2 separate regions of the Homo sapiens genome follow, and region 1 is linked to region 2. A link is a contact called in ENCODE Hi-C or POLR2A ChIA-PET data. All regions are on one chromosome and are shown on one strand. Each heading gives the region's core, a stretch centred on a gene start or an enhancer-like site at or near the end of the contact. The rest is flanking DNA. Distances are from core to core; before and after follow the strand shown.

Region 1 (4,928 bases), core at 1,850-4,349, 76 kb after region 2:
AGATTTCAACAGCACACCCAAGCTCTGACAACCAAAACTGCCTCCAGACATTGTCAGATTTTCTAGATTTGGGGAGCAAAATTGCTCTGGTTAAGAACCACAGCTCTGCTAAATGGGTACATAAATTCCTTTGGGGAAGACTTGGAGGAAGATTTATGGTATATACTTGCAGTAATGGTGCAGAGTCCTTCCTCAAGAGGACCCAGTCTGTCCTCAGTCAAGAGTCTGGCTGGGCCTGTGAATTGACTAACTTTGGAAACTGGGAAAATGCCCATGACTTGCACTGTGATAAGTCAAGTTGGGTTTTGGCCACCAGATTTAGCCATTTTTCTGTTATATAGATTAAACTGCCCATCTATTTCATTCCTAGGAACATCGTGATCAATTAGCCACTGCCAAAGATCCCTGCTGGCCAAAACATTCTGATTACCGGTATGTCCCTGCTGTCCTTATCTTTGGGGTTAAATAGTGCCATTTGGCCTCTGCTACTTTGGTATCCCATTATCCTTGGTGAAGTCAAGGAGCCCATCTCAGTGTGGCATTTTCTGCGGTTATCCCTGACCTACAAAGGAGAACAGCCACAGGACTTTTCAAAGATGAGTGTTCCCCTTACTAACAGAATGACCCCTGGGCCTTCTCAGGAAATGTAGTTGGGTGGTAGGTGTGCAGGTTGCAGAGGATGAGTCCACTTCAGGATTCCCTCTTCCAGATAATGCCAGGGAAATCTACTGTCTCAGTCTTATTAAATATAGACTATTGTTGAATCTAAGTTTCAGTCAACAACCAGAGAAGCCACTAGCGATACCTCCATCTACACAAGCTAACATATTCAATTCAGAATCTGTATTACATGCACCTCGTATCAGTAAATTCTAACCACCTTAGTGTAATATCCTGAGACTCTGTTTTCACATGTCCCTCAGATTTCTGCTTTTATATATTAGCAAAATCTTGGAATTTTTTGGCCTGTAAAACTGTTTCCATTGTGTGTACCTGTCCCCCTACAACATGCTGAGATTTGACCCTAGTTATGGCTCTAGTGATGACGGGGTTAGCTGTGGTTGGTTTTGATGAGAATGAACGTCCTCCTGTAGGGCATCTATTGCACATGAGGATATCACATGATTTTCCAGCAAAAGAAGGCTATTCTTTTTAGATACAGAGGGCAGGTGGAAGTTTGAAATAGTCAGTTTCATTCTGATCCAACCAGATATTCCCATTTGAAGTTTCAAGGTCCCATTATTTCCCAGTAACTGTTCTTACCTTTTCTTTTTCTTTCTTTCTTTCTTTTTTTTTTTTTTTTTTTTTTGAGATGGGAGTTTCGCTCTTATTGCCCAGGCTGGAGTGCAGTGACGCCATCTTGGCTCACTGCAACCTCCATCTCCCGGGTTTAGGCGATTCTCCTGCCTCAGCCTCCTGAGTAGCTAGGATTACAGGCGTGCGCCACCACACCCTGCTAACGTTTGCATTTTTAGTAGAGACGGAGTTTCACCATGTTGGTCAGGCTGGTCTTGAACTCCTGACCTCAGGTGATCCACCTGCCCTGGCCTTCCAAAGTGCTGGGATTACAAGCGTGAGGCACCGCGCCCAGCCTGCTCTTACTTTTTCTTTCTTTCTTTTTTTTTGAGATGGAGTCTCGTTCTGTCTGCCCTCACTTTCACACAATAAACTTGGCGAGACTGAATTCAACTAATTTTGTAATTCAGTTTGCACAATTAAATTTTGCATTTGATTTTCAGCAATATCAACCTGTGGTTATATAAGAATTAAGATTATTAATACAAAAATGAGCCAGGCATTTTGGCTTACACCTGAGGGTGAGATGGGAGGATGGTTTGAGCCTGGGAGGCAGAGGTTGCTGTGAGCTGAGGTTGCAGTGAGCCGAGGTCACGCCACTGCACTCCAGCCTGGGTGCTTGTCACAAAAAAAAAAAAAATGTATATATATTTTTAAGGTTATCTTGAAAGGTCTCTCTTTCTCTGACTGTGACTTGAGCTGACTTAACGGACCTGAACTTGTTATTTTCATCAGAAATGCAGAAGAGCACTTAGAGAATTCATCTCACATAACAGACTTTGTAGCCATCATTACTGCTTTACTAGTTAAGTGCAACAGCCATTTGGGTTCCCAAGGTACTTGCTTTAGTTGGCATTTCATCATCACCAACCACAGGTGATAGCCTGATTAACTGTGATGCCCCTGCATATGTGGGATTATTACCAAACTAGTTCCTGCTTGAGCCCTATACTCAAGCCTAAGGACACAACGAAAAGCAATTCTGAATCCCATTTTTGTGTGCCTGTCTCCTATGACCACTGCCACTACCAGTCCTGTATCAGAGGACAGAAACCACACAGTAATTTGAATATGGAAAGTTTAACATAAAGAATTATTTACCATTAATGGGGAATTAACTCTAAGGCTTAAAGAGAATGCTAAAGATACAGAATAACAGTAGAGGGAGCGGCCACTGCCTCTAGGTCTGAGGCAAAGTTAACAAGGATGGAATAAATCTGGATGATGGCCAGCCCACCAGCTTCAAGGCTGAGATTCAGATCTTGTTGGAGAAGGTGTGGTCCACTGGATGCTGGAAACATCTGAGGTGGGGCAGGCTTTTGCTGGCAATTAAAAAATGCCCCCCTGGGGTGCCAATAAAAGTCAGTAGGATGGTGAGTCCCTCATCTCTACGAAAAATAAAAATATTAGCTGGACATACTGGTGTGCACCTATGGTCCCAGCTACTTGAGAGGCTGAGGTGGAAGGATTGCTTGAGGCCAGGAGATCAAGGCTGCAGTGCACTCACTGTGTTTGTACCACTGCACTCCAGCCTGGGCAACAGAGGATACTGTGTCTCAAAAAAAAGTCACTAGGAAGCCCCTTGCTGAATCTGGCTAAGAAGATAGGCTGGGACACTGGCAAAATTCTCTGGGAAGTCTGTCTCCCATAGGGGTGCTGCTGAAACTTGCAGGGTAGGTGCTTTCTGGAGTGCTGACAAAACTTGTCAGGAAACTACTCATGCGTGTGTGCCTGTGTCACTGAGACTTGCTGGGGAGTTGGTCTCTGGGAGGGCCATTTGGAGTCCTGCACAACACCTCCACTGGAGCAAGCCGGCTAGAGAACAGTGTTAACAGGAAGAGAAGCCCCTTCCTTCTAGAGTATTCCTCCAGTGCCATCTACTGACAAAGGTTAACATTGTGCCAGCTGGCAAAGGAGAAAGTTTTGCAGGGTCCATCTCCATTATGTAAAGCAGGGCAGAGAAGAGTGGGTTTGGAGTTGAGAGGCAATCCATTTGTAACTGGTGAGAACCCACATAGTTACATTGCCATACTCTTTACTTAGGGTAGATGCTTGTTTTCATATGGTGTCATTTTCCTTCTGCTGAGGGACTTTCCTTTAATACCTCTTGTAGACTGGTCTGGTAGTGATGAATTCTCTGTTTCTGAACAAGTATTTATTTTGCCTTCAGTTTTGAAAGTTTTTTTTTTTTTTTTTTAAGAAACAGAGTCTTGCCATGTGGCCCAGGCTGAACTCAAATTCTTGAGCTCAGGTGATCCTCCTGCCCCAGTCTCTTGAGTAGCTGGGATTACAGGTATGCACCACCACACCTGGTGTAGTTTTGAGAGATATTTTTGCAGGATTTTGAATTCTAGATTGACATTTTCCTTTACTTTCAGTACTTTAAAGATGTTGCTCCTATACCTTCTGGATTGCATTGTTACCAATGGAAGGTGTTCAGGTTCTTGGCGTCTTGAACAAAGAATTGGACAAAACACACAAACAAAGCGGGAAAAGAATGAAGCAAAAAAAAAGCAGAGATTATTGACAATGAAAGTAAACTTCACAGTGTGGGAGCTGGTTGGAGCATAGGGGCTCAAGGGTGCCATTACAGAATTTTCTGGGGTTTAAATCCTCTTTAGAGGTTTCCCATTGGTTACTTGGTGTACACCCTTTGTAAATGAAGTAGTGGCCCCCAATGAGAGGCTGAAGTTAAGTTACAAAAGTTATACCCTATGCAAACCTCTGGTTGTGGAAAGCAACCAATCAAAGGCTAAAGTGAAGTTACAAAGTTATACTTCTGTGCAAACAAAGACTTAGCCAGGAATCAGTCTGAATAGTTGCCTGGTAAGTTGCAGAAAGCAACCAATCAAAGGCTAAAGTGAAGTTACAAAGTTACACTCTTATGCAAACATCTGATTGGTTGCAGAAAGCAACCAACAGAGATTCTTTCTTTCTTTCTTTTCTTTTTTTTTTTTTATGAGACAGAGTCTTGCTCTGTTGCCCAGGCTGGAGTGCAATGGTGCCATCTCGGCTCACTGCAAGCTCCGTGCCCTGGGTTCATGCCATTCTCCTGCCGCAGCCTACAGAGTAGCTGGGACTACAGGCGCCTGCCACCACGCCTGGCTATTTTTCTTGTATTTTTAGTAGAGACGGGTTTTCACAGTGTTCGCCAGGATGGTCTCGATCTCCTGACCTCGTGATCCGCCCACCTTGGCCTCCCAAAGTGCTGGGATTACAGGCATGAGCCACTATGCCCGGCAACAGAGATTCTTTCAATTTTCCATCTGCCACATAGAAAAAGAGTGGGGTTTGCAAAGGGAGTAGCCTCCAGCCCTTCTGTTACTTAGGTGTGGAAATTTGGGGTTTTCCTTTTGATTTAGCTCTGGGAAGTCAGTGTGAATTGGCCTTAGGTTCCCTGCCTCCAGATTCTATTTTCCTGCCTCAGCATTGCTTCTATGAGTCTACTCTTATTATTTTTGTTCCTTTGGATGTAATACCATTTTCCCCCAGCTGCATTTAAGAATTCTCTATCACTTTTTATCAGGAATTTGATTATGCCTTGGTATGGTTTATTTCAAACTTCTGCACAGGGTTCATTGAGCATTCTGATTCTGTGAGTATACAGTTTTCATAAAATTGGGAAGTTTTGG
Region 2 (4,417 bases), core at 256-2,755:
TCCCCTACATCCTTCTCCTCTCCCTCAACCTCTTCCCTCTCTCTTTTCCCACCATAGGCTGCTCACCCCCCAAGCCTTCTTCTTGCCTTTGCTTTCCCAAAACAATTCAGCAACTGCATTTAACTAAGATATAAATAACAATGGGATGTCTGGTTACTAATTTCAGAGCCATATACATTTTAACAAGAATTAAAGACTGAAGCCTAGGAAGTGAATGTCTAAATGGGAGAATTCCATGGTTCTTGGGGGAAATTCCTTCATCTTTCATATCATTCAGGCAAAAGAATGAGGTAAAAAATGAGCTTTTACTGAACAGCTTTGTATGGAAGGCTTGTATGCACTAGCATTCTACACAAGACTTTCACATGTCAGTGTATTTAGTTCTCACAATAATTATGGTGGCATTATTATGCCTATTTTGCACATTAATTGAGGCTCAGAGAGATTAAACAATTTGAACCCAGATCTGTCTGATTTCTCAAACCTGTATTGTTTCCACTATAGCAGCTGTTAACATTTATGTACAGAAAAGAAATTAAGGATTGCTACAATCTCAAGGGACCAAACTTCTAGAACCACCCCCAGACAGAATGGTTGCAAGAGATCAGTAAATTCTTTTTTTATTTATTTATTTTTTTTTCAGATGGGGTCTCGCTCTGTCACCCAGGCTGGAGTGCAGTGGCAAGATCTTGGCTCATGGCAGCCTCCACCTCCTGGGCTCTAGTGATTCTCCTGCCTCAGCCCCCCAAATAGTTGGGACTACAGGCATGTACCACCATGCCCAGCTAAGTTTTGTATTTCTTTGTAGAGACAGGGTTTTGCCAAGTTGCTCAGGCTGGTCTCAAATTCCTGAGCTCAGGCAATTTGCTTGCTTTAGCCTCCCAAAGTGCTGGGATTACAGGTGTGAGCCACTGCTTTTGGTGAGATCAGTAAATTCTGTACCTAGACAGACCCAGTCATTTTTTTCAGTGTTTCTCAAAAAGTGGCCTACAATCAGAATCACCAGTGTTCATTAACAAAAATGTGGCTTCCTGAATCCCTTCCTAGACCACCGAATCTGACCTCTGGGGGCAGGGCCTGTGAATCTGGACTTTAAATATGACTTTCTAAAACACACTAAGTTTGCAAATCGCTGCTTTAGTGAATAAACAGAAAAGAAAAGCTGTCATCCTACTTCCTACGACTGCCCATATTTTTGTAATTTTACAGCTTATTCACACTCTTGTCAGAGGCTGGGAACCAGAAAGGCTAGGATTCATTCTCCTAAATTATTCATTTAACAATTATTTATTGCATGCTTTCAAATGTGCCAGGCATAGGAAAGCAAACACATTGCTTTTGAAATGTATTACAAGGGAGGGCAAAAGACTGTTGGAAGAAGATTTGAAAGCAATGGTTAAGAAGAGATTAGTTTTGAGAAATTATCTGAATAGCTGGTCGTTCGCATGGACTATCAGGGTCCCCAGAGAGGTAGCTGCAATAATCTGGGACTACACTGGAATTGTTGGTTACACATGTGCTCTCATGTTACAGGCCTGGCCTGGAGGATATTTGTCCACATATGCTGGTCAAAGATGGAGAGGCAGTAAAACTGTTTCTCTTCTGCTACCAGTGAATAAGCCAGATCTTTAGCTTTTATCTTGCTGGGAGGAGATGCATTTCTATATTTGGAGTGGATCCAGGTTTTGTAGGGCCTGAGCTTTTGCAATTCCTGAGGCCCTTTCCAAGAAAGAGAATACAAAATTATGACTACAGTATTAAGTATGCATGCGAATATTTGTTTGGAATGAGAAAAGACATCAAGACAAATTATTGAAGACAGAGATTCAGATCCCTCTTTTCTGAGATATTCCAGGCAATTTTTCGGAAATGCTTATGCAGAAATTCTTCTTGATTGCAAACCGCTTCCTCTCCTTCTCTAGAGCAGACTACAACTCCTAGCAACACCCATCTCTCAGAGGAGCCCCTGCAAGTGAGGGGCCCTGAAACTTAAGCTCCATTAACTTCAAAATAAATCCTCCTTCCCTCCTTCTCTCCTTACAGGGCTTGGTGCTAATTTTTTTTTTTTTTTTTTTTTTAAGACAGCCCAGGCTGGAGTGCATTAGCACCATCTCAGCTCACTGTAGCCTCGACCTACCAAGCTCAAGCCATCCTCTTGCCTCAAAACCCTCCTCCACCCACTTCCTTGAGTAGCTGGGATTACAGGCTAGAGTCATCATGCCCAGCCTTGGTGCTAATCTTTGCTTCACTGGCCTTTGCTGTAGGCTAGCTTCCGTAAATATGTACAAGGCCAGTTGTTTAACTGATTTATCTAGACAGCAGTCTCTTTTCTTTTTAATTAAAAAAAAATTCTTTTTAAATGTAGAGATGGAGTCTGGCTACAGCCTAGGCTGGTCTCGACCTCCTGGGCTCCAGCAATCCTCCCGCCTCAGCCTCCCAAAGTGCTGGGATTACAGGTGTGAGCCATAGCACCTGGCCTGGGCAGCGGTCTTGACAGAATAAACTCTGATGATGGTGGGGCATAGGTAGAGAAAATTGATTACTGAATCTGAGACAGTTATCTCACCCCATTCACCCTGGGGAATCTACAAGCAGCAAAGGGAGCTAACATAGTTTACATTATTTGCTACAGTCAGGCTGTGCAAGCTGGAAAATAATATTCTTTTGGCTTAAATTTATTAATTCAGTTAGGTTGCAAGGGGTGTCTCTCCCCTGCTATCCAGAAGTTCTCATAGACTGTTATCTTTTTTTTTTTTTTTTTTGAGACAGAGTCTCCCTCTGTTGCCCAGGCCGGAGTGCAGTGGCACGACCCCGGCTCACTGCAACCTCGCCTCCTGGGCTCAAGTGATTCTCCTGCCTCATCCTCCTAAGTAGCTGGAATTATAGGCACCTGCCACCACACTTGGCTAATTTTTATGTTTTTAGTAGAGACAGGATTTCACCATTTTGGCCAGGCTGGTCTTGAACTACTGGCCTCAAGAGATCCACCTGCCTTGGCCTCCCAAAGGGCTGGGATGACAGGCGTGAGCCACTGCGCCTGGTCAACTGTCATCTTATGTGAGTAATACATACCAGGAAGGAGAATAAATAATTTCTTAGTAAACGCATTTTGTTTAATAGATAAAAACATGCTGTTCAAGAGAGGGGTAGTAAAAACGTTGAGAAGTAATAATCTGGTCCACGCACCTCACTTTAGACATGATAAAACTGAGGCCAGAGAAAGGAAGAGAGGTGTTCAAAACCATATAGACAGGCAGTAGCGTAGCCAAAATAGTATTTCTCACCCAGGCTTCTTGTTTGACCAGACAACCTTCCCAGTTCAAAATTCTGGTTTCTAATAAAAGGCAGAGGAATGAGTCAGAAAGCCAAGGAGAATAATCTGTTAATTTAGCTTTGGAGCTATTGACAATCTGGTTGGGAGATGACAGGCCAGGCTACTTCTCTGCTGAGAGAAGTTATTTTTCTGCTGGAGAGTTATTTCTGTAACTTGTATCAAAAGCCTTTAACATATGTATGTGTCCTGACCCGGAAATTCCATTTCTTGGAATTTATTGTAAGGACATAATCAGAATGAGCACGATGATGTATATACATTGATGTTTATTGTAGCATCATTTTCAATTTTTAAAATATAGTCCAGGCGTGGTGGCACATGCCTGTAATCCCAGCATTTTGGGAGGCCGAGGCAGGCAGATCACGAGGTCAAGAGATTGAGACCATCCCAGCCAATGTGGTGAAACCCTATCTCTACTAAAAATGCAAAAATTAGCTGGGCATGGTGGCGCATGCCCGCAGTCCCAGCTACTCGGGAGGCTGAGGCAGGAGAATTATTTGAACCAGGGAGGCAGAGGTTGCAGTGAGCCAAGATCATGCCACTGCATTCCAGCCTGGTGACAGAGCAAGACTCTGTCTCAAATAAATAAATAAATAAATAAATAATAAAATAAAATATAAATATATTGGCCCGGCACAGTGGCTCACACCTGTAATCCCAGCACTGTGGGAGGCTGAGGCAGGCAGATCACTTGAGGTCAGGAGTTTGAGACCAGCCTGGTCTACATGGTAACACTCCATCTCTACTAAAAATATGAAAATTAGCTGGACGTGGTGGCGGGCACCTGTAATCCCAGCTACTTGGGAGGCTGAGGTAGGAGAATCGCTTGATCCCAGGAGGCAGAGGTTGAAGTGAGCCAAGATTGCACCACTACACTGTCCAGCCTGGGAGATAGAGCAAGACTCACTCTCAAAATAAATAAATAAATATAAATGTAAATATAAACACTTTTAAATATTACATAAAACTAATATATAAATTAATATAAGTAGAATTATCAAGAAACCCAGTGATCCTTTTCCTACCAGTCCCTGCCCACTAGCTTCACTTCCCAGGATGTCAACTATATTACCTATATATTTT

The links. Hi-C counts contacts between places; a loop is a spot of excess contacts on that map. ChIA-PET counts read pairs that join two places held with the same protein, here RNA polymerase II (POLR2A). Pooled maps may share reads with other maps.
Region 1: a pooled map shows a loop between it and region 2 (7-fold over the local background). The contact joins two enhancer-like sites. A Hi-C loop is called at or near these places in 4 of 168 maps with a recorded cell type or tissue (HepG2, IMR-90, motor neuron and 1 more), 1 of 37 single-sample maps with no recorded cell type and 4 of 50 pooled maps. POLR2A ChIA-PET finds 5 or more read pairs at or near these places in 11 of 52 experiments (GM12878, PC-3, PC-9 and 8 more).

The regions. Positions count from the first base shown.
Region 1 is chr1:35,295,557-35,300,484 of GRCh38, forward strand. All of the region lies in intron 1 of ZMYM4 (zinc finger MYM-type containing 4), which reads left to right. Among named protein-coding and RNA genes, the nearest start is that of ZMYM4, 29 kb to the left of the region's middle. Within about 2 kb of position 3,100, at least 2 of the 41 ENCODE cell types and tissues checked have a DNase peak (open chromatin) inside an H3K27ac peak, as active enhancers do.
Region 2 is chr1:35,221,271-35,225,687 of GRCh38, forward strand. No RefSeq gene overlaps it. Among named protein-coding and RNA genes, the nearest start is that of SFPQ, 30 kb to the left of the region's middle. Within about 2 kb of position 1,506, at least 2 of the 41 ENCODE cell types and tissues checked have a DNase peak (open chromatin) inside an H3K27ac peak, as active enhancers do.